2 separate regions of the Homo sapiens genome follow, and region 2 is linked to region 1. A link is an interaction called in ENCODE POLR2A ChIA-PET data of the cell type or tissue named here. Cell type or tissue: B cell. All regions are shown on one strand. Links, peaks and the distances in the headings refer to the core of each region. The heading gives the core; the rest is flanking DNA.

Region 1 (5,268 bases), core at 1-5,000:
TGGCGCACACCTGTAGTCCCAGCTACTTAGGAGGCTGAGATGGGAGGATTGCCGGTGCCTGGGAGGTTGAGGCTGCAGTGAGCCAAGATCACACCACTGCATTCCAGCCTGGGTGACAGAGTGAGACCTCATTTCAAAAAAAAAAAGAAAGAAATAGGACAGCCCAGGGGTAGGAACAGGCCAAATACCCCAAGACCACAGAGCAGCAGTGTCTAACACTTGCAGATGGGGAAGCAAATAAAGGACCCTGCAGTGAGAGCACAGCTTACAGTGACCTAGAGCAGCTTCTGGTCTGCTGTGACAACACCTCTGGGGCCCCAGCTGGGATGGACCAACGCAGCCCAGTAAGAACAGAAAGTGGGAGCAGGAGCCACATCTTTACAGCCGTGACCATGCCCAGGCACTCACCCGCCAGCCTTCTCTTCTCGTATTTCGCCTGTTCCTCGCGGGACAGTTCATGAAAGGCCCGAGCTGGCCCCTCTGGGAACAAGGGGGGGAACTTCTCTGACTCCAGCTGGTGCTGGATCCGATGGTATTCGCTGCGACTGGCTGGCACTGGGAAGGAGGCAATGGGGGCAAGTTCAAAAGGAGGCACAGACACACCGGCTTCCCACCAAGTGGAGAAAGGCGGCCGACACTCACCCACCCGTTTCCCACCGAGTGCCCACCCAGGCGGCCGACACTCACTGAACTCGCCCCTCCACTGCCAGGCCATCTTCCGCTGGCAGTTTGCTCCAGGCTTATTGAAGTCACAGGCAGCACAGGTGGCTTCGTCCACCATGGCAGAGGGCTGGGAGGGGTGAGAAAGCACTTAGGGCTGGGCAGAGAGAGCTCCGACTCTGACACGGGAAGTAAAGTCTCACCTGCAGGCGGTTGGTCAGGATGATGTTGGGGTACATGGCCCCCACGTCCAGGTGGTAGATGAGTGGACACTCGATGCGGCTGGGAACGTCCTTCAGGGAGGCAAGCTTGCTCTTAATCTCATCACACACCTGCAGAGAAAGCGAAACTCAGTAGAGGCTGGTGACCAAGCTTGCCTCGTGTGCAGTTCACCAACCCCTTTTAGACATTCAGGAGAGGAAAAAGCTGAAAAATATATAAATAGAGCAAAAACTAGCCAGAAGAAAAAAGTTAAGAAGGGTTGCCATCATTTCTATGAAATACATTAAATTTGGTGGAGTCATTAGAAAATTACTTGAACACTAAACTCTCCTTAGTATTAAAAAAAATCCTTAGGCCAGGTGCAGTGGTTCATGCTTGTAATCCTAGCACTTTCGGAGACCGAGGCCAGAGGATCACTTGAGCCCAGGAGTTCGAGACCAGCCTGAGCAACACAGTGGGACCCCCGTCTCTATAAAAAATAAAAAATTAGCCGTGTGTGGCGGTGGCACCTGTAGTCCCAGCTACTCGGAACGCTGGGGTGGAAGAATCGCTTGAGCCCGTGAGGTCAAGGCTGTAGTGAGCCCAGATTGCACCACTGCACTCCAGCCTGGGCAACAGAGCCAGATCCTGTTTCAGAAAAAAAAAAAGAAAAAGAAAAATCCTTAAAACCCTCCAAAGTAGTAAAAATAGAAAACACACCTAAAATTTTAAGAAAAAAGTGATTACAAGGAATAACATCTATTCCATAGAACAGGAAATACCACAACAGTAACACCTATTGTTTCTACTTGAATTACAGATAAACGAATCAGCCGGGGAAGAGCCTCCACTGCACCCTTCTCTGCCCAGTAACGGCGTGTTCTGAAAGGCTGTCCAGTCAAGAAGGGGAGGATGGGCTGGGACAAGTGAATGGCCAAGTTTCCATGGTGGGGACACCACCTGGACATGCCCCACGTGGCTGTGAGCCCCTGCTGACATCCCCCCAGCCACCCTCCGCCCAACAGGTGACCCTTCAGGGACACAAAGGCGATCCTGGGCTTCCCTTTCAAGGGCACTTGCGAGGACTTAGGAATCGCTAACAGGACAATGTCATCTACAGAGCTCCCTTCCTCACTCACCAGGGAGCCTGGCGTCCTCACATCTACAGAGCTCTCTTCCTCACTCACCAGGGAGCCTGGCATCCTCACATCTACCACACCTCCAGCCTCACTCTACCTGCCCATCTCACTGTTTCTTAAAGACTTTAAATATCTGCTTCTAGGTCGGGCGCGGTGGCTCACGCCTGTAATCCCAGCACTTTGGGAGGCCAAGCGGGCAGATCAGCTGAGGTCGGGAGTTCGAGACCAGCCTGGCCAACATGGAGAAACCCTGTCTCTACTAAAAATACAAAAAAAAAATTACCCAGGCGTGGTGGCAAGCGCCTGTTATCCCAGCTACTCAGGAGGCTGAGGCAGGAGAATCTCTTGAACCCAGGAGGCAGAGGTTGTGGTGAGCCGAGATCATGCCATTGCACTCCAGCCTGGGCAACAAGAGTGAAACTCTGTCTCAGATTCTGAGACGTCTCGCCACCACGCCTGGGTAATTTTTTTTTGTATTTTTAGTAGAGACGGGGTTTCTCCATGTTGGCCAGGCTGGTCTCAAACTCCTGACCTCAGGTGATCCACCCGCCTCAGCCTCCCAAAATGCTGGGATTCCAGGCTGCCCAGGCTGGAGTGTAGTGGAGCGATCTCGGCTCACTGCAAGCTCCGCCTCCCGGGTTCTTGCTATTCTCCTGCCTCAGCCTCCCGAGTAGCTGGGACTACAGGTGCCCGCCACCACGCCCGGCTAATTTTTTTATATTTTTTTAGTAGAGACGGGGTTTCACCGTGTTAGCCAGGATGGTCTCAATCTCCTGACCTCGTGATCCACCTCGGCCTCCCAAAGTGCTGGAATTACAGGCGTGAGCCACCGTGCCCGGCCATGGCCGACATTCTTTAACTCCTATTTGTTATTCAGACAAGGCTCTCTTCCTGATCGGTTCATAAGAGTTCCCTGAAGTATAATAATGGATGTGGCTGACAATAGCCAAACAGTGCTTCACAGCTTGCCAAGAGTGTACACATATTCTTGTTTAAATTTTGACTAGTGAATCTATTACAAGATGTTTCTTGAGGGCAGGCACAGTGGCTCACACCTGTAATCCCAGCACTTTGGGAGGCTGAGGTGGGCAGATCACTTACAGTCAGGAGTTCGAAAGCAGCCTGGCCAACGTGGTGAAACCTCATCTCTACTAAAAATACAAAAATTGGCCAGGCATGGTGGTGGGCACCTGTAATCCCAGCTACTCAGGAGGCTGAGACAGGAGAATCGCTTGAACCCAGGAGGCAAAGGTTGCAGTAAGCCGAGATCATGCCATTGCACTCCAGTGTGGGTGACAGAGCAAGACTCCGTCTCAAAAAAAAAAAAAAAAAAAAAAAAAGTTTCTTGGCATCAATGTGAAAACTGTTAAAAACTCTAAACCAGCAACCTCACTGAACATGATGTAGTGCTGCACAGTGCCTGACATAAAGACCTGAGATAGGCCAGGCGCGGTGCCTCACACCTGTAATCCCAGCACTTTGGGAGGCCAAGGCAGGCGGATCACAAGGTCAGGAGTTCAAGATCAGACTGGACAACATGGTGAAACCCTGTCTCTACTAAAAATACAAAAACTAGCCAGGTGTGGTGGCGGATGCCTGTAATCCCAGCTACTGGGGAGCCTGAGGCAGGAGAATTGCTTGAACCCGGGAGGCAGAGGTTGCAGTGAGCCAAACTCATGCCATTGCACTCCAGCCCAGGCCAACAACAGCGAGACTCCATCTCAAAAAGGGAAAAAAAAAAAAAAAAAAAAAAAAGACCTGAGATGTGCCATGTCCTGAGGAACAGGGATCAGAGAAGAACTGGTGTCTCCCTCTCCAGTCACATAACACACTTTGTAAGTGTGCTTTCTAACCATTATGTAAACAGATTTTACAGTCACTAATCCTGTCATTTGTAGGAATTTACTGTCATTTTTAAGTCTCAACAACAAAAAGTAAATAAAATTTAAAACCTCCAATGGCTCCCCAGTGCCTATAAAATAAAGTCCTAATGCTTTAAAACAGGACACGGGATACATCCCACCAGGACCCACCTTCCATGTTACTGCATTTCAGGAGCAGCTCACACCCCACCTCTCATGAAGCCCTCCGACCTTGTGACAGCATCACACGTCACAACCATGACTGCCCTGTCCCACCAGAGACCCTGTGTCATCCGTCCACAGCACCACACGCAGCAGGTGCACAATAAACGTGCTGCTGAAAGACGTGGTCTGTGAAGAAGGCGCCAAACACAGACTGGCTCTTCCTGCCTCCCTGATGGTTACCTCTTCAAAGTTGGTGACTTGCTCCACAGGCACTTTCTCCTCTTCCTCAAGGGCGTGGCGCAAGGTCTTCTCAACCCGCTGCAGCAGGAAGTCAAAGGCGGCAGGATTCTAGCACAACAGTGAGACGACGGGGTCAGAGGGGAAACACACCCACACTAGCCTGCCTCAGGTTTGACGCTGTGGCTGCACGTGGCAGGTTGTGCCCGAGAAAGCTCCGGAAGGACTCATGTGCACAATCTGCAGTGCACTGCCCTAAAGAAGCCCCCGGGGGGTGCTGGGCCAGAGAAGCCACACCCGGTGAGGGGCCGTGGGACAGGATGGGGAGAAGGGGCTTTATTTCAGCCCCTGCAGCTTCTGGGTCCTACCACAGCACAAGAGTGGGAAGAATCTGAATCCCAGGGAAGAAGCACACCATCCTAAACCGGCAAGGGATATCGCTGCGGAAAACCCCAGACTCGAGGGCCTCCACGTGGCCCCCGACGTAGGTCTCAGAGTCCAGCACGTGTCCGTCGTCCGTCAGCTTATTGAACTCCTGCTCTTGCTTGTTGGGGAAGATGATGTTGGCGTGGAAGGCCTGCACCATCAGCAAGGCCTCACACAGAGTGCCAGAGCCCTTCCGCAGCACCTGCAAGAGAAACCAAGGCTTCCAGCCAAAAGCAACACCAAAGGCCCTGACTTGCAGGCAAAGTCCAGGAACCTAAGCTGAACTTCAGTGTGAAAGGAGAGAAAACCTCGTGGTAAATGGCTGCAAATTCTGCCTCCTGTGGTTTCTTCCTCACACCAGGGCCAGAGAATTCCCAAAGGACATCCCTGACGTCACACACCAGAATTCTACTGCCGCCTCTGGTGCCAGCACTCCTGGGACATCCACCTCCATTCAGCTCCAGTGCATTTGGAATGGGGCAAGGGCTGAGGAGGCCAGGGTGCCGACAGGACAGATAATGCTCACCTCGTCGGGCTCCATGGGAATAATGGTGCACAGAGCAAAGATGAATGGGTGG
Region 2 (6,572 bases), core at 934-5,933, 410 kb before region 1:
GTGGAACACAATTCATGCACAACACGTCAGAAGCTGATAAACATCGAGGGAAAGGAAAGCGCCCTGCGGAGGAGCGAGGAAGGGGAAGGGAGGGCACAGGGCAGAGGAGGCAGCGTCTTGTCAGAACAGCGCCGGCTGGGGACTGAGATGCCCCAGGAAAGCCGAGTGTGAGGGGAGAAGCCTGAGAGGTGCCAAGTCCCCACTTGAACCCACTGATGCTGTTATGGAAACCACGGACTTTAAGAAGCCCCAAAACGCCAGGTTCCCCGGGGACCCAGCAGGAGGCCCAAGGTCACATGCAGTGGGGTGTCCCAGCCAATCATGACAGTCCCAGCCTCCGTGTAACACTGAGATCAAACATCAGCTGGCCCTTCCCACCAAGGCCCCCTGCAGTGACAACAGCCCATATTTCCCTGAGTTGAAAAATGAGTCAGGAGAGTTGATATTAAATCTTCAGTTTTTGTTTCTCCAGGAAGTGGGGAAAATGTCCTCCCGGGTCTTCCTTGTGGTTGGGTGGACAGGGGTGGGTCCTGGCCCTGGTGCGGGGAACACCCTGTGCATTGTGGGCGCGGGGCCTGCCTGGGTGCGGGGAACACACCCTGAGCATTGTGGGCGCGGGGCCTGCCTGGGTGCAGGGAACACACCCAGTGCACTATGGACCCCGTAGGTGCCCTCTGTGGGGCTGGCTTTGGGGTTTGCCTGGGGGCATCCTGGACTGCCCCAACTCTAATGACAAGGGTCCTTGCATAAGGCAGGGATGGAGAAACAGACACAGGGAGGGCGTGGGGGTCGGAGGTGGGGGCTGCAGCCCTCAGGAGCTGAGAGAGGTGGGAGGGATCCTTAAGGGCCTGGAGCCTCTGGGGGAAACTCGGCCCTGCCCACACCTTGGAGTCGGGCCCTGCCCACACCTTGGAGTCGGGCTCTGGGCCTCCAGAACGGTGAGGAGGTGAAGTCTTGCTGCTCCGAGCCGCCCAGAAGGGGTTGCTTTGTGCTGGTGGCCCCAGGACCCCATACACAAGGTGACCCCCTCAGCCCAGAAGCTCACTTCCCACGCCCCTTGCACTAGGCTAAGGCCTCGGGGGCACTCGTGGCCATCTCCAGTGACTGAGCAGGGCCTGAGAGGCCGGACTTCTGCACCTTAGCCCCACCCCACCTGATCTGAGGTTCCCACCCCGCGGGGGACACACGGTACCCGAGCCTGCTGGAGTCAGGACAGGGTCACATTCTCCTGGGGCAAGGTGGGCACAGACCAAGCCTCATACACATGCCTGGGAGCTTCTAAGCGCCATGTCCTTGGGTGCGTGCTGGGCCTGCCCTCCCGTGGTTTTGCATTCAGGAGCTGGACACAGAGAGGCCGCAGAGGTAACCGCACAGGTGGACTCAGTGGTGGCTCTCAGTCCCAGATCCTGAAGGCTACGGCGAGTCTCCCAGCCCCGGGGCCAACCCAGCGGCCAGGCTGCAGCCGCACGGCGGCTTAGGAGGGGGATGGTGGAGGGGGACCCGCTGAGACTGGCTGTCCAGCCTGTTCCGGCCCTTACCAGCCCGTGTTGAACTCGACGTGGGCATCAAAGAAGCCGACGACTGGGGCGGTGGCCGCCTTCCAGCCCTGCAGCCGCGCGCGGATCAGTCCTTCCCGCCGGCTGTTGCGGACAATCTTCACGAGGCCTGGGTACCGCTTGTTGACGTACTGGTCCAGATTGAACTTGAGTTCCACTGAGGAGAGACAAGACTTTAGCACGCTGGCAGGTGCTGGCAGGCGCGGGGCCACCAAGACCCAAGGCTGGAAATGCTGCGTGCCGCGTGTGGGATGGGTGTATTGTAAACATTCTCTTAGGACCCACTGAACCACATGTGGTTCAGCGTGGAGGTCACAGAGAGATGAGACCCCAGCCTCATGATGCTGACATTCCAGTGGGAGACACAGCAAATAAGGAAACACACCAGACAGACAGACAGACAGAGAGACAGACAGCAGCCCATGCTGTGGAGACACAGGACTGCAGTCAGCTGTAAAAAACCAAGTCCATGCATGGATGGGTGGACACACAAACGTGGCCTTCCATGCTGGGGGCAGGGTGTCCTGATGGAGCTCCCTGTGGCCAAGGGCAAGACACAGGTAGCCGAGCTGGACTGGATGGTCCTCCCCACACACCACCTTCTCCAGCGAGACAGGGCTCAGGAGGGCAGCCACGCCATTCAGTCCTCTGCACACAGACCCCAGTGTAGACGGTGCTGCTGGGCTAGGGCACTGCTGCAGGCCAGAGCTTGCCCCACAGCCCCATGGCACAGCCTCCTGCCTCCACGAGGGGTCAGGAAGGGGCTCCCCATGTTTTCCTCCATTTCCAGAGGGAGTGTCACGGCTGCAGGCTCTCTGCTCTGCGCCTGGGAAGGGCAGATGGGGGACAGGCCTGGGGCAGTGCAAGATCCTTGTTTGGGGTTTCAAGCCTGTGTGCTACAGGGTGTGAGTAGCACTGCCCTCAGGGGACCTGAAGCTGAGGAGGGTGGCGCTGAGGAACCATGGGGCTTGGGCTCCAGCTGCGAGCTCTGTCCAGCCAAGCTCTGGTGTGAGCCTCTGTGGGCAAGAGAGGTGGGAGGCGTGACTGGCACTCTGGAGAGCTCAGCTCTACTGGCCTCTGTGGAAGGGGGTGGCTGACCCCAACTTCATCTCCACCCGGAGCCTGAGAGGAGAGGAAGCAGGGACTTTGTAGATGTATCCGGTTGAGTATCTTGAGATGAAATCCTCCTGGATTTGGGGTGAGCTCTGTGTCTAGTCTGGGTCCTCATGAGAAGAAGAGAGGATGCAGACACATGGGAGAGGCCGCATAATGGAGGCAGAGAGAGGCACTGGCAGCCACACACTGGGGACAGCACGTACGCAGCCATGACAGAGGCTGGAAGGCAGGAGGGACCCCCATAGGTTTAGAGCCCCTGCGGACAGATGGGGTGCAGTCCTCTGTCGCTCTGCCCCCGGAGGCTCCACCCAACCCCAACTCAACCCAGCCACAGGCAGCCGCCCGGCGAGCACCGTGCCGAGGCCCCGCCCACTCACCGTTGTCACTGTTGTCGTCCACCAGGATGACCTCCTTGAGGAGCTGGGAGGGCGTGTGGTTGACCACGCTGTGCACGGAGCGCAGGATGACCGACAGCGCCTCATTGACGAAGATGAAGACCACGGAGACCTGGGGCAGGTCCTGGGCGTAGCTCATCTGTCTGCACCTGCAGGAAACACGGTTTGGGGTGCGGTCAGGGCGCAGCATGAGGGACCCCGGAAGCCATAGCTCATCTGTCTGCACCTGCAGGAGACACGGTTTGGGGTGCGGTCAGGGCGCAGCATGAGGGACCCCAGGAGCCATAGCTCATCTGTCTGCACCTGCAGGAGACACGGTTTGGGGTGTGGTCAGGGCGCAGCATGAGGGACCCCGGGAGCCAGGTGCACCCTTCGAGGGTCACTGGACAAGGCCTGGACCCTACAACCAGACGCCAAGGGTGTACGGGGGCCAGAGCTGTTCCAGAGAGAAACTAGTAACAGTAACACAGCACTCAGCACACACATGGCCCCTGTGCCCACCCCGTGCTCACAGCGACCCCGAGAGGAGATGAACGTCCCCGTTCCACAGACAGGAGCCTCCCCTGTGGGCCATGAGTGCAGGTGCTTGGATTCCAACCCCAGCCATCAGCTTCAGGAGCACGTTGGGGACGGCGCTGCTGGGCACAGCCGAGGAGCTGGGCACAGCCAAGGAGCCAGCCACCCGCACAGGCAGCCACTTCCCGCCCTGGCTCATAGCTGGTTCCAAGCCTCTGGTGAGAATTTCAAAGGGACAAGGGCTGTGCGCCACCATCATATTTATCTGGGCTGTGGTGCTCAGCCAGGGAGATTTCATCACTCAGAAAAATGCTTTCTGACAAGAAAACGTCACTCCACTCATCTGTAGAGGAAAAAGCTTGGATTGCACAGTTTTCATGAACTTGCAAAATGTGTAAAACAGAAAGTCCTGAGAAAGGAAGTACGTCCTAGGACGGACTGCAGGAGCGGCTGCAGGTTGGAAAGGAGAGGTTTTGGAGTTGGGGTGGTGGGCAGAGGCACTCCCAGAGCCCAGGGGGAGGGGGGCAGGGCTGCTCAGAAAGCCTGTGGCAAGTCCTGTCCCATGGGGTGGCCCCCCTCACCGTCCTCAAGCGCACACCCTGTACCTGTTTGTTCCTGCAGGTCTGTCTCCCCCCGTGACCGGAACGTGAGCGCCCTGACAGCAAGCTCCTTTTCTGTCCCATTGACAGCTCTATACCAAGAACCCAGGCTGTGCCCGGCACACAGCAGGTACTTTATAAACATCTGTGTAATGAGGGGACAAATGAAGACTCAAGGGGCCCCACAGGCACCGGCTGGGCCCGTGAAGTACTCACGCCTGCCCCCTACGCCTCCTCGGAGCAGTGGAGGAAGCTGCTGGCCTCTGGGGGACAGTGGTGGACTCCACCCTTCTTTCTCCCTCCATCACTAGGTCAGGAGGCGTCTCGGGCCTGGCTGCGGGGCCACATGCACCTGTGCTGAAGAACTTGCAAGCAGCAAGGACAAGTGATTTATGGCGTGACCGTTCCCGGGGGCCTCCAGCCTCTTCAGACTTTACGAGGGCAGGTGGGGGCAGAGAATCCCTGTCACCTACAGCACTCATTCTCAATGACCTCTCATTTGATTTAGAATCCATGTTCGGTACCCACTTCTTGCCCCAGAATATCGACGGCCTTTTATTGATGGATCTCAGCGGCCACTCGCTTTATAAACAAGCCGCCTGCATGGAACAGAAGGCCTCCCTGCAAGCTCATGGCACAGGTTTGAGAGATGGACGCAGAGGCCCCCGGGACGCTGGCCACGCGGAGAAGCGTGTGAGGAGCCCAGGAGCGATCAGGGCAACAGAACCTTCCAGATGCATCCTCTGCTCTCCGCTCAGCAGCAACATGAAGAAGCCGAGCCGGGATGGCCTAAGCAGGAAGGGGGCTGGTGGCTCATCCGTAGGAAAAGTCCAGGTGTGTTTGGTTTCGGGCCCGGCTTGGTCGGGGGTCAAAACTTGTCAGTGGGACACAGGCTTCTGCCTGCCTCTCTTGGCTCCAGCCTTCTGGCTTGAGTTTAATCTCAGGAAGGCCTGTCCGCATGGCCGGAGGCCGTGTCCGCGTGGCCGGAGGCTGTGTCCCCGCAGGTCCAAACCTTCCAGGGGTTTGAGTCCAGGGCAGCAAACCCACCTGTCTTCCCAGGACACGCAGGAAAAGCATCCCTGTGTCTGCTGGGCTCTGATTGGGTGACGTGCTCTTCCCTGAACCAATCGCTGTGGCCAGAGGAAATAGGGCACTCAGATTGGCTTATGCTCCACCGCGTCATGCTGGACTCAGGGCCTGGCAGGTGCGGCTCCTAGAAGTGGGGCCCGTGGATGCTGGACCAGCCGTCAGCAGATGTTCCTGACAGGGAGCAGCGCCAGGGTCCGATCCAGGTTCGAGCCCAGGCGCCCACAGGCGAGACCGACAGCCATTGGGAGCCTCAGTCTCCGGCACAATGAGGATCCCAACCGCGTCCGCCTCGCAGGTCGTACGAGGGAGATCCTGCCAGGTCGTTTCCACACGCGCGGAGTTGAAGCGTTTTTATTTAACTCCCTGTCGCCCACCTGCTGGCAAATGGAAGACAATGAAGACCAGGATGACTCTTCCAAATCTCGCTTTTCTGCAAGGCTCAACCCAGCCCCAAGAAAAAGATAAAGGAGCGCAAAGATTTTCCAACAAGTCCCAAATGCCCATCAATGAGGAAGGCAAGTCGCTCACCCCGAAGTTCAGCCCCCAGCCTTGTCCTCCTGCGCTCCTGCTGGGGATGAGGGAGAGGCCACGGGGAGAAAATGACGGCTGGACCGGTCCTCCCCGTGGAAGCCTTTCCTTCCGTGGTGGGCTGAACGGTGTCCTCCTCCCGCGACCCAAGACACAGTGTCAGCAGGACATGGGCCTCTGTCTCCGATCTCGGAAACACATCTTCTGGCCCGGGTTTAATCTCAGAAGGGCCTGTCCTCATGTGACTTATTGCAACTAGGATCTTTGCAGATGTAATTGAGTTAGGGATCCTGAGATGAGCTTGAGGCAGGATCGGTAGGATGAGGAGGCCACACTGACGTCCTTGTTCCCTGTGTGAAGCCCCCGGGCCCCTTTTGCAGCAGGCTTCGCAAGGTAAGCAGCCCCACAGGACACCAGCCGACAGCCGGATGCTTACAAGTTCCTGATGCCCGGTACAGGCCCGGGAAAGACAATGAAGATACCTTATTCCTGATGTAGCTTCCCCAATCTCCAGCCAGTCAGCACCCAAAGCCCACCAAGCTCTTAGCCACACATTCCTGCCTCGGAGGGGCCAGGGGCTTCTCCAGGACACTGTACACACAGTTACACTCCAAGTTCAGCTCATTTTAATAGTAAGAGACACACCCCCAGGTGAGGATTCTATATGTAATGATACATGCAGTGTGTGTTGGAGCATGTAGGTACTGAGCATGTGTGCCAACCACAGGCCTGTCTGCCTTTACACGCCCGACCTCGCCGTATTTCATGAACAG

The links. ChIA-PET counts read pairs that join two places held together with the same protein. Peaks named below come from ENCODE experiments on the same cell type or tissue, not always from the same donor. Only the 100,000 strongest peaks of a DNase experiment are listed, where the experiment ranks them.
Region 2: POLR2A ChIA-PET joins it to region 1 with 10 read pairs; 2 of 35 experiments call an interaction of 5 or more read pairs at or near these places.

Annotation. Positions count from the first base shown.
Region 1 is chr12:132,667,948-132,673,215 of GRCh38, forward strand. It overlaps POLE (DNA polymerase epsilon, catalytic subunit), which reads right to left. Exons shown (of 49, transcript NM_006231.4): 14 at 5,217-5,268; 15 at 4,680-4,892; 16 at 4,268-4,375; 17 at 864-992; 18 at 688-790; 19 at 409-555. Among named protein-coding and RNA genes, the nearest start is that of POLE, 17 kb to the right of the region's middle. In B cell, for the core only: no CTCF peak of the experiment used is centred there; no DNase peak of the experiment used is centred there.
Region 2 is chr12:132,259,410-132,265,981 of GRCh38, forward strand. It overlaps GALNT9 (polypeptide N-acetylgalactosaminyltransferase 9), which reads right to left. Exons shown (of 11, transcript NM_001122636.2): 3 at 3,050-3,216; 4 at 1,539-1,713. Among named protein-coding and RNA genes, the nearest start is that of GALNT9-AS1, 13 kb to the right of the region's middle. In B cell, for the core only: no CTCF peak of the experiment used is centred there; a DNase peak (open chromatin) is centred at 3,142.